Regions from separate parts of the Homo sapiens genome. Here region 2 is linked to region 1. Evidence: read pairs that join two places in POLR2A ChIA-PET (ENCODE). Cell type or tissue: Panc1. All regions are shown on one strand. Links, peaks and the distances in the headings refer to the core of each region. The heading gives the core; the rest is flanking DNA.

The links. Peaks named below come from ENCODE experiments on the same cell type or tissue, not always from the same donor. Only the 100,000 strongest peaks of a DNase experiment are listed, where the experiment ranks them.
Region 2: POLR2A ChIA-PET joins it to region 1 with 6 read pairs; 2 of 35 experiments call an interaction of 5 or more read pairs at or near these places.

What each region holds. Positions count from the first base shown.
Region 1 is chr12:2,670,256-2,674,644 of GRCh38, forward strand. It overlaps CACNA1C (calcium voltage-gated channel subunit alpha1 C), which reads left to right. Exons shown (of 47, transcript NM_000719.7): 39 at 4,286-4,387. CACNA1C-AS2 (CACNA1C antisense RNA 2) reads right to left here and starts at 1,965. Exons shown (of 2, transcript NR_046579.1): 1 at 1,874-1,965. In Panc1, for the core only: no CTCF peak of the experiment used is centred there; no DNase peak of the experiment used is centred there.
Region 2 is chr12:2,611,896-2,616,284 of GRCh38, forward strand. It overlaps CACNA1C (calcium voltage-gated channel subunit alpha1 C), which reads left to right. Exons shown (of 47, transcript NM_000719.7): 29 at 8-118. Among named protein-coding and RNA genes, the nearest start is that of CACNA1C-AS2, 58 kb to the right of the region's middle. RefSeq lists an enhancer at 1-15 and a silencer at 440-592. In Panc1, for the core only: no CTCF peak of the experiment used is centred there; a DNase peak (open chromatin) is centred at 2,026.

The DNA.
Region 1 (4,389 bases), core at 390-4,389:
TCAGGCTGTCCGTCAGTGTGTTCCTCGGGGCAACAGAAGGAGCCCCGGGCAGGTGGGAGGCTCGAATCCGAGTCCCTGCTCTCTCACTAATGACATGAGTATGAGCCATTTACTCTCTCTCTACTTCAGTTGCTCCATTGGTAGACTAGAGAAAGGTGATGACATCTGGGAATTTAATTCATTGAATAACCCAGACATGGGCCTTCTCTCCGTTAGATCCTTCAAAAACAATAACAGAAACATTTCAAATGAAGTGAAACAAGAACCAGTCCACCAAGACACAAGTCAAAATAATTAGCTGATTTTTAAAAAATAAAAATAGGGGCCAGGCGTGCTGGCTCGTGCCTGTAATTCCAGCACTTTGAGAGGCCCAGTCGGGCAGATCCCGAGGTCAGGAGATTGAGACCATCCTGGCCAACATGGTGAAACCTCGTCTCTACTAAAAATACAAAAATTAGCCGGGCGTGGTGGCACGTGCCTGTAATCCCAGCTACTCAGGAGGCTGAGGCAGGAGAATCGCTTGAACCTGGGAGGCAGAGGTTGCAGTGAGCCGAGATCACCCCACTCTAGCCTGGGCGACAGAGTGAGGCTCCATCTGAAAAAATAAAATAAAATAATAAAAATAGGACAAGTTCTGCTACTAAATTAAAAAAAAAAAAAAGAGCAAAGGCTTAAAAAATATACCATCAGTAGCCAATGCAATCACTCAATCTGAAATGGGTGTAAATAGGCCTATTTCTGACTGCCAGAAAACCAAAACACACTTTTTTTTTTTTTTTAAATGGAATCTCGCTCTGTCGCCAGGCTGGAGTGCAGTGGCACAATCTCGGCCTGCTGCAACCTCTGACTCCCTAGTTCAAGCCATTCTCCTGCCTCAGCCTCTCAAGTAGCTGGGATTACAGGCACGTGCCACCACGCCCGGCTAATTTTTGTATTTTTAGTAGAGACAGGGTTTCACCATGTTGGCCAGGATGGTCTCAATCTCCTGACCTTGTGATCTGCCCGACTGGGCCTCCCAAAGTGCTGGGATGACAGGCATGAGCCACCGCGCCCGGCCAAAACACACATTTAATTCACACATATGTGTGTATAACAAGGAAGAAAACTGGGAAGGAAATGTGTTCGTATGCTAACACTGATTATCATGAGTAGAAAGATCAGCAGTGACATCCACCTTACTCCTTTAGTTTTTTTACTTTCCAAATGTTCTGCAAGGAATGTTACTCCCCTATGTTCAGAGGGAAGGAGAGGCGATATAAATGACTGCCAGGAGGAATATGCTGTAATACTTAAAGATTGATGTAAATTAAGGATGTGAGATTTTGTTCCCTAGAGGAACAAAAGGCAGGGAGGTATGGAAGCAAGAATTCAGCAGGGTCGAAGGTTCACTGTCAAAGCCAACCACATGCCAACTAAGGAAGACCAATAGCTAGTAACAATGCGAAAGACTGACCAGTCAAATGCAGGGACCCAATTCTGAGGAAATAAGAGTTCCAGAGAAAAGAGGAGAAGCCAGCCATGTGGGAACTACAATCCTGTCAAGAATTACAGACTATCTTTTAAACACAAAGACATTTCAGAACAGCTACCAAAGGGCCCGAAACGCCCCCACCCAAGGGTGAGCCTTCATCAGACATGGGCCCTCCATAAACTTGTTAAAATCGAAACGCCCCCACCCAAGGGTGAGCCTTCATCAGACACGGGCCCTCCACAAACTTGTTAAAATCCTAAGAAAGAAAGACAAAGTCAAGTCTTGGAAGCAACTAGAAAGAAATGTGAGAAGACATCTACATTTGTGAAGATGAGGCTTGCATCAGTCCTCACCCTTCAGACTTCTCAGCGTGGAAGGAATTGGGGCGAAATTAACACCTACCTCAGAGAAGCAGAGCTGTCATCCCAAGTCCAGTACCAAGCCAAAGAAGCTTCTCTCTTGGAACGTAGAAGGAAGAGCTCTCATCCCAAGTCCAGTACCAAGCCAAACAAGCTTCTCTCTTGGAACATAAAAGGAAGATAGTGAAAAATACTTAGATGACATGAAACAATTGTCGGTGAACTTCAACAATTACATAGACCATCATGAGAATAAATTAAGGCTGATAAAAAAAAATGAAAGGTCCTTTTGGAAACTATGTTAATTTCTTAGGTCTGCTGTAACAAATGATCACAAACTGGGCAGCTGGAAACAAGAGAAAGTTCTCTCAGTTTAGGAGACCAGAGACCTAAAACTAAGGTGTCAGCAGAGTTGGTTCTTTCTGGAGGCTCTGGGGAGAGTCTGTTCCACCCTTTCTCCCAGATTCTGAGGGCTGTGGATGATGCCTGGTGTGCACTGGCTCACAGCACATCACGCCATCTGTGCCTCCATCTTCAAATAGCCTCCAGGGTCTTGTGTCCTCTCCTCTTCTTGGAAGGACACCAGCCACATTGGACTTAGGGCCCACCCTCATCCAGGATGACCTCACCTTAACTAATTACATTGGTGAAAATCCTATTTCCAACTAAGGCCACATTCTGAGGTTCTAGGCAGACATGAATTTTGGGAGGACACTATTCAGCCCAGTACCGAAGCTAAGTATATTTGAATACCATGTGTGTTAGGATCTTGCACTGCGTGTGTCAGAAACCTCCAGCTACCTCTCCCGTGATGGGGACTGATCATCTGTGCAGCTGGAAGGCCCAGGAGTCGTCCCCTGCCTTCAGGTCCTGTTTGGATCTGGCATTTGGGGAGCTCGGGATTCCGTCAATCCCTCTACTGCCACCTCTGCATGCTCTGCCCTGTGGCCCCAGAGGTGGATTTGAACCCAGGCAGTCTGACACAAGAGCCCTCAACCACAATACTGGACTGCCGGTCCTATGCGAGAGCAGTAAACATCCCGTGTTGGTTTCCTACTGCTGCAAAGCAAATTACTACAAGCTTTTCAGCTTAAAAAGACACCCCGTTGGCTGGGCACGGTGGCTCACACATGTAATCCCAGCACTTTGGGAGGCTGAGGCAGGTAGATTACCTGAGGTTGGGAGTTCGAGACCAACATGGAGAAACCCCATCTCTACTAAAAATATAAAATTAGCTGGGCATGGTGGCCCATGCCTGTAATCCCAGCTACTTGGGAGGCTGAGGCAGGAGAATCACTTGAACCCAGGAGGTGGAGGTTGCAGTGAGCCAAGATCGCGCCATTGCACTCCAGCCTGGGCAACAAGAGCAAACTTCCGTCTAAAAAAAAAAAAAAAAAAAGACACCCCGTTAGTAGCTCATGGTTTTGCAGGTCAGAAGTCCAGCAGTGGTGAAGCTGGGCTTTCATAAGGCAAATCCAGGATATTGATCAGGCCATGGTCTCTTCTGGAGGCTCTGGGGGAGATCATGTTGTTGGTGGAATTCATTTGTTGCAATTGTAGGCCTGAGATCCTCACTTTCCTGCTGGCTGACAGCTGGGGACCCCCTCTGCTCCTAGAGGCTGCCTCTCTCAGTTCAGCCCACATGACTGTTTGCTTTCTTCCAGGCCGGCTGGAGAGAACTCTGCCTTTAAAGGGCTCATGTGACTAGGTCAGGCCTGCCTAACCTCCCTGTCTTAGGTCATAGGTGCCGTGTGCCATATAACCTAATCTCAGGAGTAAAATCTATGATGGTCAGGGGCCCAGGGCTTTGGCAGCATGTGTACCCTGATGAGGAGCATCTTAGAATCCTGTCCCCTACATCTGCCCTTACAGCTGTAAGGCTCAGCTTTCCTTTTTCATCACTGTAAGGCTAGGACCCCAGAGGCTGCATAAGGCAGGCATCTAAGTAGGGGAACTCGGGACAGAGCCCTCATCGACAGATGTACCCTCCAATCATCCATGTTCCCTGTGACTGCCGAAGGAGGTCCATGAGAAATGCCACCCATGGGGACCAGCCCCCCACTGCCCGTGGCAGGGCCATACGTGTTCCAGCTGGTGAGCGCATGGCCGCCATTGTTCCTGCCCAGGGGCTGGGCTCAGTCTACAAGGAAGAGCACTGAGTGCCGGTGGAGGGGCCCCCTGGCTGGCCTGAGCCACAGGCAGGGGGAAGGGGACAGGAATGGCATTGGACGGGGCACAAGAGGGAAGGGGGAAGGAAGGAAGGTGGACAGAGGAAGGGGAAGAGGAAGGAGGTGGAAAATGGGAAGACTGGGGAGAAGTGAAGCAAGCAAGAAAGAAACTGATGAGTCAGGGTTGCGTGGGGCAGATGCCACCATCTGTGGCTTCCTACCTTACGCAGAGGGACCCAGCCCATCAGAGGCCCACCAAGGGGCTGAGGATCCTTTCCGCCCTGCAGGGAACCTAGAACAAGCCAATGAGGAGCTGCGGGCGATCATCAAGAAGATCTGGAAGCGGACCAGCATGAAGCTGCTGGACCAGGTGGTGCCCCCTGCAGGTGGT
Region 2 (4,389 bases), core at 93-4,092, 59 kb before region 1:
GATGCAGCACTACGGCCAGAGCTGCCTGTTCAAAATCGCCATGAACATCCTCAACATGCTCTTCACTGGCCTCTTCACCGTGGAGATGATCCTGAAGCTCATTGCCTTCAAACCCAAGGTAGGCCTCTGAGAAAGACCTTTGATTCCCAGGCATCAGGGGTGGACAGAACGGGGAGGTGGGGTGCAGGTATTGAAGGCAGAATGAGGGGAAGAGGGAAAAAGGCATCGGTGAAGGACCATCCCTGCTCCGATGGTCAGTGCCCCAACTCCTACACCTGCCCAGAGCTGAACCAGGCCAACTCCAGGAAACACTCTCAGCTCTCAGTGTTGACCCTGGCTGGCATGCACAAGCTGCAGATTCCTCGCTGAGCTGAACCTCTGAGCCTCTCCTAGGAGAGGCAGGTGATGGTCTTTCTCCTATGTCCCATCCTCTAGTACATAACCTGTTAATAGAAGAAACTATGCTCATAGACTGGCAGACCAAACCTCTCCAGGCCCAGCCCCCCAGATCCACTCAGGCCTCTGTTCCACCCTCCTCCCATTTCATCAGCCACACAGACCAACCTCATATAAAACATTCAGCCAGGGCTGGATTTGCTCAGGGCTCAGGACTGAGGGCTCCAGCCCATGGGCACTCCTGTTCCCTGCCTAAGAGGCTATGGCATTGCTCCTTACATGCTCTGGGGCAGGAAGAACAATTACCAGCAAATTTCTCTGCTTTGTTCCTTGTGTAAGGGCAAGAAGATTAGGCCTGCTGCTGAATGAGGCAGGGTCAGAATTCCTGTTCTTTGGATCATCTGTGCCCTTCCTAGCCAGTCACCCCCATTGTCCTCAGTGGTGGAGGAGCAGACACTGGTATGAGCCACACCTTCCACCCTGGGCCTCTGTAGATGGGTCAGAATCACGGGTATCCACTGGCCGGGATTCACCACCAGGACAGCTGCTTCTGAGGGAGGCTATAAGAGCAACTGAGCAGCCCCCAGGCTACCATAACACCTTTTGGAGAAGGATGAGAAGGAACGAGTTCTAGGAGCATCATGCAGTTACAGACTTGAGACAATCTCTCCAGCTTACTGAGCCTTCCCCTCCCTCCTTTGGTAGTTTTCCCAGAGGCAACACAGATCAACAGGAGGCCAAGAGCAAGAATCCCTGGCCATATCTTCTATTTTCATTCAAGTTTTTACTGGTCTCAAGATTAATTGGGGGTGGGGGAGGGTCCAGCTCGGCCTTTGAATCCATGTTCATTGAGGAGATATCCACAGCCTTCTTTGAATGAATATTCACTCACACTTTGGATTCCATATCATGTGCTACATGTATATCATCGCACGTCATTCTCAAAACGTCCCTTTAAAGTAGGTATTAGCATCCCTCTGTGGAGAAGGGGGAAGGGAGGCTCAAACAATTAAGTGCCCAGGATTAATTGATCCACTGCTAAGAACTGGCAGAACGGAGACTGGAATCCGGCACCTCTGACTTCACTGTATTTTCCACCACACTGAGGTTAACTATCATTTTCCCATGTCAAGTGTTCTGCGGGTATTTTTTAGCAAGAGGGAAACAACCTTGGAGGGACTTAAAAGATAAGACAATATTCCTACAATGCAGATTCTTCTGTCACTCAAAGAATGCCTGGGGATCCCAGCTGATTTTCATAGAGGAAGTCTCCTAAGGGACATCCTTTGGTGATAGAACGGTGGTTTCCTGCCTTCTCCAGAGAAGCAAGTACACTCTTTTTCACCTTCCTGTACAAGTCCCATTTAGGAGGACAGATCTTGTCCTGACCTAGAGAGGACCCCTGCGTTGCCCTGACACCTTCCTTAGGGTACACGGTGTCTGTGCCCACACATGGTCCTATTCCAAGCCCTGCAGCCCAGGAGCTCTGACAGTTCGCCACCCACAGCAGCATGACCAGCTGAGGCCAGGAGTGCAGTCACTGCCTAGCCGAGCCTCAGTCTCGGATGACTCCTCTCAGTGGGGAAACTGGCATCATTTTCATACAGTGTCACGAGACATATGGTTTAAATATTTCAAAGCCTTGAGTCATTCCACAGTTGACTCAGATGTGTTTCTGACGATGTCTGAGGCAGTCTGGAGAGCCTGCAGTGGACTTTCTGAATCATGCCTCCTGAGCACGGGAGACATACAGACAACCTTCCCTGGGAAGTGCATGAAATTGACACCTGCAGGAGCCTCCGTCCTCCGTCTAAAAGACACTCCACCTAAATCCTGCCAATCAAGGAACAAGCCAGTTTCCTAGGAAGTAACCATTGCGAGTGGTCTAAACTGTAAAGTGCCTCCTAATTTCCTCTGTCCCTGGTTTTCTATTGTGAGAAGATGGGGCAAGATAACAGAGACTTTTACCCAAGAAGGAAGACAGCCATCCTGGGCCCATTTGCATTTCACATTCCAGGGTACATCTATGGTGTAAAGAGAAAGGAAAATGGATCTTTCCCTGTGAATTTCCCTAAAGGGGCTCTGGCAAGAGGGGGATAAAGGTCACCACCCAGTTAGGAGCATCATGGAGCACAGCTGAGTCCCTGGATTCTTACTGAGCTATGTTCTTCATTCACAAATAGACTCCAGGTAAAGCAGCTCCAAAATTTTCAGGCAGAAAACCAAACTGGAAAAACTTGAAGCTCTGGAAGAATATCCAGCTGGATCTGGCCCAAGAACCAGTGGCTTCTAACCATGACCTGAATCCATGACAACTTTCATTTCCCACCATTAAGTAGGACTCTGTGCTGCACTTTTTATTTCACTGGCATGGTTGTTTGTGTATGACCCAGATGAGCATCAGCATTTGCTGTGAAAGGATGGCTAGGAACCAAGGATGTTGAAGACAGTCTGAAGTTGTCACTGCTTATGTTTCGTCTCTGCAACTGGCTGGTTGGTTGGTCCATCAGCCGGTCAACTTGTATTCTTGCTTCATTCTTTCATTGTTTTCATGGTCATGGATGTTCCCAATTTCTTCATTTCTGTGTGTTCTCCTCACCACTCCATGGAAAATAAATTTACTCAAGTAAGTCCCTGCCTTAAATCTAACCATCCCACTCCTTAAATTCATACTCTGTTCAAAAAAAAAAAAAAAATCACACAAAGAAACTAGGAATCAACATAAACCAGTTTAGATTGAGTCGGTCCCTGACAAAGCCTCAGGAACCTGCAGGCATGGTTTGAAGAGAGTGAGGTGGATCATGCCAGCATTGATTTGAACAGTGAACAGTGACCCAGAAGGATCTCCTTCCCTAGAAGTGAGAGGCCATGACCTGGAGATAACTGGATGGCCCCTGCACCCCACACGAAGGTGCAGGACCAGGCTGGGCAGCACGAAAAGTGCTGGCTGGAATATTCTGAAGGTAATTAAATAACTGGATAGTCCTATCATGAACTGAAGCTTGTCAGCAAAGACAGGAAAATAAATTTTGAAGATACTCTTATAGATTTGATAAACTGAAAAATATGCAATGCCTGGGGAAAAAGTCTAACAGAAATGGCTAAGATCTCTACAGAGAAAATGATAAAATTGAAAGGAATTCAAGAAAAGCTGATAACTGAAGACATCTATCATGTTCCTGAATTGGAAAGCTCAATATTATTAGGATATCATTTCTCCTCAAACTGATCCATAGGCTCAATACCATTCCAGTTAAAACTCCCAATTGCACTTTGCTGGAGGTGAGGATGGCAGGAGAGGGAGCCACACGTAAATCCTTTACGGCCAACAGGATGAGGCTGGGTGGTCCTGAGGCTTCAGCCCCTTCGGGCAGCTCTGAGGTCACCAAGGAGGGAATGCACAGGAGCCTGGCGCGGGAAGCAGTGTCTGTCTCAGCTACTCCAGTGTCGGCTGCTGGTTTGGTAGTGGGAGTGATGATGTCACTTAGTTGCCTGAGGTTTGCTGTCGAGGATGTCTCAGCAAGGGTACTGGGGGGGAGGAGCTGCAGGAGGCGATGAGTGAGAGGCTGCGCTCCAAGCTTCTCCTCCTCAGTGGAATGTGGTATGCCAGGAAGGCAGGGGTTCACCCCGTGGAAGGCTCCTAACTCCTCCCCTCCACACAGGCTCCACCTGGGCCGCAGAGGGGTGAAGCAGCTGAGACTCACCTCTGCCCCTCAGCTGAAGCCATCCCACTCAGGGAGTAGCCAGTGATCACCTCCCCAAGAGGAGGACGCTGGAAGGGCCTTGACCCTGGCAGCTCTCTGGAATCCAAGTCTCGGTCTCCCTTTTTGGCTTTCCCCCAGCCTGAGAATGGTCCAGAGGGGAGAATGGACCCAGAGTGAAAGCACTCATTGGCCCCTCTGACCCCCTGCTTTCTTGAATAAGCAGCTGAAACCTCGGGAGGCCTGGCCCCTTTCCCACACGTTCCCAGTCTCCGCTCTCTTTCTGTCTGGG